Linked DNA regions of Homo sapiens: region 1 is linked to region 2. The links are chromatin loops, found by intact Hi-C in ENCODE. Cell type or tissue: MCF 10A. All regions are shown on one strand. Links, peaks and the distances in the headings refer to the core of each region. The heading gives the core; the rest is flanking DNA. Region 1 has its middle 27 kb from the start of KLF17. Region 2 overlaps ERI3 (ERI1 exoribonuclease family member 3).

Region 1 (4,396 bases), core at 106-4,105, 240 kb before region 2:
GCCAACATGGTGAAAACCTGTCCCTACTAAAAATGCAAAAAGTTAGCCGGGCGTACTCGGGGAGCTGATGCGGGAGGATCCCTTGAGCCTGGGAGATCAAGGCTGCAGTGAGCTCTGACCATGCCACTGCCTGGGTGATAAAGTGAGACTCTGTCTCAAAAAAAAAAAAAAAAGAGAGAGAGACAGTATGGCCTGGAAGCCTCAATTATTTACTATATGGCCCTTTTAAGAAAAAATCTGCTGGCCAGGTGCTGCCACACCTGTAATCCCAGGCAGGAGGATCTCTTGAGGAGTTCTAGACCAGCCTGGGCAACACAGTGAGATCTTGTCTCTACAAAAAAAAAAAAAAAAAAAAAAAAAAAAAAAGAAAAGATTTGTTGACTCCTGGTTCTTGATACAGAAAAAAATAATAACAAAAACTAAATTCTCAGCATAACTGGATGACAGAGAATTCCTAAACTTTAAATTACCTGTAAGTAGAAAAAATAAACACCAAATTCCAGTGAGATGGCTTTCACAGTTCTACTGCAAATCTTTGTGGAGAGCAAGGGCAGTCCTGGAAAAACTGTGGAAGAGAAGAGGGGGCAGGTAACAGCAGGCCAAAGATTGATCTGAAATCATTGTGTTAAAGAGAAAGTCCGCCCTAAGAGAAACAACACGAAAACGAATCCTGTAGATCAGAGCACTGACCACGGGGAGGGACTGAAAAGGGCAGCGTAGCCTCAAGGAGACAACCTCAGAAAAGTCGCGCTTCTGGGGAAATAGAATGCAAGAAAGGAAAGGAGAGGCACACTTTGAAGATTAGGTGGTGAAGGGGAAAAGAATCAAAAGGTGCTATAACCAGTGAGTACCCAGGGGGAGAAAAAAAGAATCAAAAGAGGAAAATGTAGGGCATGTAACACAAAACAGAACCCAAAACTTGCAGGAGATACAATTCCCACCACACACACACACATGCACACGCACACACACACACACACGCACGCATGCACACACACACACAGAGCCATCCATTAAAGCAGCAGTTGTCAGACTTTTTTGTTTTCAGGACTTTGTTATACTCTTAAAATGAGTACCCTAAAGAGCTTTTGTATTTGTAGGTTATATCTATCAACATTTACTATATTCAATATTAAAACTGAGAATTTAAAAAGTATTTTAGGAATTAATTTAAAAAGAATAATAAACCAATTCCATATTAACATAACTAATTTTTAAATGAAAAATAACTATATTTTCCAAAACAAAAAATTTCATGAGAAGAGTGGCATTTTTTTTACATTTTTACAAATCTGTTAATATCTGGCTAAACAGAAGACAGCTGGTCTTATATCTGCATGTCTAAATTCAGTCTGATGCAATATCACATGTCCTGTAGCTCCTAGAAAAGTCCATACCTCTGGGCCAGGCACTGTGGCTCACACCTGTAATCCCAGCACTTTGAGAGCCTGATGCAGGTGGATCATTTGAGGTCAGGAGTTTGAGACCAACTTGGCCAACCTGGTGAGACCCTGTTTCTACTAAAAACATGAGAATTAGCCAGGCATGGTGGCACGCACCTGTAATCCCAGCTACTTGGGAGGCTGAGGTAGGAGAATCTCTTGAACCTGGGAGGCGGAGGTTGCAGTGAGACGAGATCGTGCCACTGCATGAGACTCCATCTCAAAAAAAAAAAAAAAAAAAAGAAGAACAAGAAAAGAAAAAGAAAGCTCCATACTTGTTAAGAGAATGAAGGTCAGAAAGACAAAAGCATATTAGTATATTCTTAAAATAGTTTTGACTTTGCAGCTACTTGAAAGATTTTGGGGACCTTAACGGTTCTTGAATCACACTTTAAGAACTGCTGTATTCATTGCTTGAGCCTAGGAGTTCGAGGCTGCAGTGGGCTAGGATGGCATCACTGCACCCCAGCCTGGGGGGTGAGAGAGAAAAACTCTGTCTCAAAAAAAAAAAAAACCCAAAAAACAACAACAACAACAACACACACACACTCTCTCTCTCTCTCTCTCTCTCTCTCTCTGCCCACTTCCCTCCCCCAAATTTAAAAAGAACTACTGCATTAAAAAAAAAAAAAAAAACTTGCTCTTTGGGTCAGGTGCAGTGGCTCACACCTATAATCCCAGCACTTTGGGATGCTGAGGTGGGCGGATCACCTGAGGTCGGGGGTTCGAGACCAGCCTGACCAACATGGAGAAACACCATCTCTACTTAAAATACAAAATTAGCTGGGCGTGGTGGTGCATGCCTGTAATCCCAGCTACTCGGGAGGCTGAGGCAGGAGAATCACTTGAATCCGGGAGGCTGATGATGCGGTGAGCCGAGATCGAGCCATTGCACTCTATCTAGCCTGGGCAACAAGAACAAAACTTCGTCTCAAAAAAAACTTGTACTTCACTACACTGACAGAAGGGGACGCCATTCAACTAAGAATCTTGGAGACCACTCTCATTCCAAAAAATAAATAGCCAAAAACAGATTAAACGTTTCTATAAGAAAATAGAAAATGAGAACCAAAATAGTTCAAGTGATGAACATTTCTACATTTCCCCCCAAAAGAAAAATTACCATGAAGCAGAAGAAAAATGCTGTAACACAACACACCAAACTCAATGAATTGTCGTCTTCAGGCAAACATTTGAGGATATGACAAATCACTCTTTAGCTTTTTTTTTTTTTCCTTTGAGACAGGGTCTCATTATGTTGCCCAGGTTGGACTTGAACTCTTAGGCTCAAGCAATCCTCTCACCTCAGCCTTTCGAGTAGCTGGGTACCCTTTACTCAAGGGGTACAATATATGTGACTTGAGTGATAGACCCCCTAAAAGCTCTGACTTGACCACTATGTAATCTATTCATGTTACAAAATTATACTTGTACTTCAAAAATTTATCAAAAAAAACCCCAAAAAAACAAAAAAAGGAAAACCATCTTGAAACCAAAATTCAAAAATTAAAAGCAAATGGGCATCCCCCTGCTCTGAAGGAATAAATTAAGAGTTCACTGAACTCAGGAAAGAAGGAACAGACAAAATGATTTCAGAAATAAAGCCTACATTATAAGGTACTCAAAGGAGAATAAATTCAAGTGGAAATGTAATAAGGGGCATTGAAGAAAGACAGTTTTGCTTGATGTGATCCTATTTGTCCATGTTTGCTTTGGAAAAACCAAGAGGATGAAAATGAAATCAAGAGAAAAGTGTTGGGAAGAAAGACTTCTCCTCTACCAACCTAAGTCCAGCTGGTTGGGGGCCTGTGAATTAAATGGCAATAGAGTAACAGGGGGAAAATACACATGTGGGCGTACCCTATAGAGAGAGTAGCTCCCTGAACAGCTGGGGGTAAAAGTTTATGTACCAACCTATATACTACCCCAGCGGGGCTTTAGGACTTCAAAGAATGGAAGCTTCTTATGAGTCTTGTTTATACAATTTTTTATTTTTTTGAGACGGAGTTTCACTCTTGTCCCCCAAGCTGGAGTGCAGTGGTGCGATCTCTGCCCACTGCAACCTCTGCCTCCTGGGTTCAAGCGATTCTCCTGCCTCAGCCTCCCGAGTAGCTGGAATTACAGGCATTTGCCACCACATCCAGCTAATTTTTGTATTTTTAGTAGAGACGGGATTTCACCATGTTGGCCAGGCTGGCCTCAAACTCCTGGCTTCAAGTGATCCACCTGCCTCTGCCTCCCAAAGTGCTGGGATTACAGGTGTGAGCCACCGCACTCATCTTTATACGATTTTTTAAAAAGTGTCTTGATGTTCAACGTCAGTGCTTCTGTGACCAGAGACCTCTGGAGGAGGGTTTGTGGCAGCTATGTCTCCTAAGGCTCTGAGTTAGTCAGATAAGGGAAGTTTCAGATAAGATTTCTCTCTGCGTCTGTTGTAGCTCAGATATTTTTCATTGGAAGTTATCTCTTTACCAAGTTAGTGTACTGTTTTCTTCAGAAGTAAAAAGAGTCAGAGAGAAAGTGCTTGAAATGGAAGACAGAGAAGAAACAGTCCAAGTTAAACCTTGGACAACCTGAGTCTGAACTACGTGAGTCCACTTAGATGTGGATTTTTTTTGATCAAACAATATTCGCCAGATGCAAAACCCATGTATATGGAGGGGTGACTTTTCATATACCACGATTTTGCAGGCTGACTGCAGGACTGTTGACCATTAGTATGTCTTCTTTTGAGAAATGTGTATTCAAATCTTTTGCCCATTTTAAACACAGGTTATTTGTTTTTTTTTTCCTATTGAGTTGCTTGAACTCCTTATGTATTCGATTATTAATCCCTTGTCAGATGGGTAGTTTGCAAATATTTTCCCCCATTCCATGGGTTGTCTCTTTTCTTTGTTAATTGTTTCCTCTGCTGTGCAGAAGCTTTTTAGCTTGATGTGATCCTGTTTTTCCAT
Region 2 (4,396 bases), core at 277-4,276:
CCTGACCTCAAGATCCGCACGCCTCGGTCTCCCAAAGTGCTGGGATTACAGGCTTGAGCCACCACGCCCGGCCCCTGGCTGCTCTCTAATTGCTCAGCTAGGAACCCCCAATGATTTCCTTGATAAACTGAGGACACAACTGCAACAGCATTTCAAATGAAATTTCACACCCACGATCAGTAGATTACAAGAAATAAATGTGTAAGTTGCTTTCGGGGTATTCAAACTCCCTCCAACTGAAGTGTCTGCAGAAATAAAAATAAATTTGAAGATAGAATAACAACAAGAGGATTTAAGCAGAAGGCACTCAGGTTAGACTGTTGGGATTCATAAAACTGGGACAGAGGGTTTATAAATTCTGTTTTTTTGTTTGTTTTTGAGACAGGATTTCGCTCTGTCACCCAGGCTGGAGTACGGTGGCATGATCTCGGCTCACTGCAACCTCCGCCTCCCAGGTTCAAGTGATTCTCATGCCTCAGCCTCCCAAGTAGCTGGGATTACCATGCCCAGCTAATTTTTGTGTTTTTACTAAAGACAGGGTTTTGCCACGTTGGCCAGGTGGGTCTCAAACTCCTGGCCTCAAGAGATCTGTCTGCCTTGGCCTCCCAAAGTGCTGGGATTACAGGCCAGAGCCACTGCACCCAGCCCAGAGGGTTTAATAGAGTAGCATTCTAGCCCTTTTTTCCTAAGCATAGATTCTCCTCTGCCTGAGCTGATGTTTCTATGTCCTATCTGAAATAAGAGAATGAGCAGATCATTTTTCATGGCTTCCCCCTCCCAACCTAGGAAGAAGGAACTGGCTTTCCTTCAAAACAACTAATCTATTCCTTCAACCCTCGGAAGAAAATTCCAAAAAGTGTGTGTCCCTGCACTGAAAGGTTTGATAAAATCTAAAAGCAACACATACCACAAGGTAGAAAATGCAGTCCCTGGAAAACATGTGGGTTTTACCCAAATATTTAGTTTTGGATAAAAGTCTCATGCAAAGACGGGCCCTTTCTCCAAGGATCAAGAAGCCTCCTGGCCACAGGGAAGAGGGTAAGTTGGATGGGAGAAGTGAGGGCTACACTGGGCAATGGGGTATGGTTTGCAATAACAGTTTCTCCCTTGGAAAAAAAAAAGACATTTTATGCACAAGGAGCTTATTTCTTAAACAAACACTCGTGGTTTTGATTTACACCACAGTCTGCTCCTAAATAATTTATGGCGGGTTAAATTTATTGCCAAGCCCTGGCTGGCTGCAAATTCGAATTGCCAAATAATTAGATTTTAGGGCAAAGCTTATAAATTACCCGTCGATTTGTCCGGACTTGTTTGTCAGTTGCTTTGTGCTTCGGGTCATCTTTGGCATTTGGCTGTTTGGGTTTTAATTGCTGATTTACACTTTGACAGATGAGAGCTGATGCTCGAAGTTTCAGGACAAGGAAGGGTAAAAAATCGGAGCTTTAAAAGGCTGATTTTTCACCTACATGTCCCCCTCTCCCCATCTCCATAGACCCCAAAGCAATTAAAATATAGAAAAGAGGCTGAAAATAGACACTGCTATTCTTTATTTGAGGAGAGTATGGGTGCAAAGTGAATTATAATTTACCCTTATTGAAATCTGAATTTTTCAAAAACATAATACCAATAAATGAAGGAGACCAAGTCTTAGAAACCACATCCTCACCTGAGGTGTGCACACCTGTGTCTCCCTCTGTATGTACATGACTCAGAAACAGCCACAGTTCAAACATTTTTACATATTCAATTGTAAATAACTTCAGATATTAGTGGCTTCTGTGAAGCTGACCCTTCAAGGGCACCAAACAACCAAATGATTTGTTTGTAGCTACCTGTAGACACACATTTGTCATGAAATTAATTTAAACAAATCTCAGGTTATGTGCTAGAGAGGTCCCCTGGAGGCATCACTAAGGAAGGGCCTAGAAATGGAAGGGTGCCAAGCCCAAAAAAATCTCTCTGGATAGTACTCTGGTTCTATCAGTATGTTGATAAGAGGGCCTGATCTCTCTGTGTTTCCCAGAGAAGCAGGGCCTGCCTCCCAGTCACCTGCTGTATCTCAACAGCTTATTAGGAGGTTGTGGATCAGAATAATACTAGTACTAGTTCTACTAATAAGAGCTAATACCTATAAGCCATTACATATCAAACACTGTTTTGAGCACTTAATATGTTTAACTCAGTTTATCCTCCCATCAGTCCTATAAGATTGGTACTATTATTAACCCCACTTTGCCAATAAGGCAACTGAGGCATAAAGAGTGCAAGCAACTTGCCCAAGGTCAGACTACCAGTAGGTAGTCAAGACTCAAATCCAGACAGTCCAGTTTTGGAATCTATGCTTTTAACTACTATGCTCTACTGATTCTCATCAGAACAGCGTCTACCTCAGCTTCCCTCACTTTGAAGGTCCAGAGTCCACATTCTGGGACTTGGGCACATGCAGCCAAAGCCTGTTCCATCAGTCACCCAACAAAGTGGAGGAAAGGCATGTGTCTTGCTCAGGATCACAAGATGAATCAGAGGCTTGGTTAGACAAAGACCATTTTTCAAACCAATTCAAATATTGCCTTAAGATACACTAGCTGGGGGTGAAGAAATGGCGGTGAGTAACAAGTGATCAAGACAGGACCAGGCCCACTCAGGCAGACTGAGAATTCTGGTCAGACTACTTGGCCAGGAGCCAGGGAAGCTGGCTGGGCTACAGGAGGCCTTGCTCAATAATCCCCATCCATAGCCCCAGGGACTGCTGATCTCTTCACAGAATACTGCATGCCTGTGGGGTGGTTCATAGATTCCCTGTTCTCTGCCCACAAATGATGGCCAGCAGCCAGGAAGGTAAACAGTTGTGCTGGCATGACAATAGATTTTTAAAAATTCACTGACTAGTAAGCAAGCAATACACAAACGGATACCCGCCCCCCACCCCCGCAATGCACTGAACACATTTCTCACACACTGTCCCATATGATCCCACATCTCCGTAAGCAGGCAGGAATCACTCCCCTGTTTTGCAGATGAGAAAGCTAAGAGGGTCAGCTGTTGTCAAACCAGTCCCATCACTTGAGAACTTGTTAGAAATGCAAATTTCTGGCCTCCACCCTTGCCTTTCAGAATCAGAAGCCCTGGGGATGGGGCCAACAGCCTTGGTTTTAACAGCCCTCCAGGTGACTCTGACGCTCGCTGAAGTCTGAAGTTTGAGAACCGCTGGTCCAGACTACAGCAGTGTTTCTCAGACTTCAAATGACCTGAGGAATGTGTCAGATTGCAGGTTCTATTTCAGTATATTTAGTATATTCAGATTATATTTCAGTATATTCTATTTCAGTAGGGCCGGCATGACATTCTGCATTTCTAACAAGCTCCCAGGTGATGAGGATGCTGCTGGTTCTCAGACCACAATTTAAACAGCAAAGGTGTAGTCTAGAACATTTATGTGACTAACTCCTTATCGCTGAGGTACTGACCAAATGAGAATCAGAGCCCATGGCTCTCAGCTCCCTTCTCAGAGCAAACCCTTACTTGACCCACTTTAAGCACCCGAGTCAAGCCCTCTAAGTCTGCTAACCATCGCTAGCTCTTATCACCAGACATTTCATCCTCCTTGCTGCCAAGAGCTAGGGCAGAAAAACAGGCCTGTCACATCCAAGAACTTCACAGAGTAGACTGGCACATCTCTGTCAGGGAGCTAGCAAAAAGTCTTCTTGTCATGGCAGTGCCTGCTTCCTTTAGGAATACTGTCAAGACCAGGGCATCAGCTACCCTCAGAGTGCTCAGCACACTATTGTCTCAGCCCTCCAGAAAAAAACCTTCCTCTGTCCAGATGAACCAAAAAGCAGGACTGGGTACCTCTCCTATGAGAAGACCGCTCATTACAGACACAAGCCAGGAGCTTATCTGGTCTATCTAACTGCCTCTGGTCCTGAGAAAGGCCTCTCCAACCCTGGCCACAAATTTGGAGCAGGATCACAGAATTCCTGCATATCCTAAGGCACCTACTTGGGGACTCCTTGCTATCCTCACCAGCCACCACATTCAACACCATCAACCATGAATTTCCTTTCAGGTCTGCCCCCGACATTGTTTCTCTAGTCACATTACCTTTCCAGTGAAAGTAGACCTGATCAAAATGCCATGTTTCATCTCACTCATCAGCCCTACCCACCCATCTGTAACTACCAATCCCGTTCAGTTGACCAGCTGGCCTTTAAAATGCCGCTAGTGTTGTGAACAACGCAGACATGTCCCTGCATTTCCAGACAATGCAATCTCAAATCATGGCTCTCAGTTTTATCACACTTTTAGAGAGCAAGATTCCAAGCTTTCTAGCCAGTTATTATCCTATCTACCTAACCATCACTACCTACCTCCTCTAGGCCAATGGCCAAACAAT

The links. Hi-C counts contacts between places; a loop is a spot of excess contacts. Peaks named below come from ENCODE experiments on the same cell type or tissue, not always from the same donor. Only the 100,000 strongest peaks of a DNase experiment are listed, where the experiment ranks them.
Region 1: it touches region 2 in a loop (3-fold over the local background); 7 of 110 quality-filtered maps call a loop at or near these places.

Annotation. Positions count from the first base shown.
Region 1 is chr1:44,089,972-44,094,367 of GRCh38, forward strand. It overlaps a transcript of KLF17 not described here. Among named protein-coding and RNA genes, the nearest start is that of KLF17, 27 kb to the right of the region's middle. RefSeq lists enhancers at 1-180, 3,711-4,035. In MCF 10A, for the core only: a CTCF peak has its summit at 2,413 (motif pointing right); no DNase peak of the experiment used is centred there.
Region 2 is chr1:44,325,302-44,329,697 of GRCh38, forward strand. The region is part of intron 3 of ERI3 (ERI1 exoribonuclease family member 3); the gene reads right to left. Among named protein-coding and RNA genes, the nearest start is that of ERI3, 28 kb to the right of the region's middle. In MCF 10A, for the core only: no CTCF peak of the experiment used is centred there; a DNase peak (open chromatin) is centred at 2,740.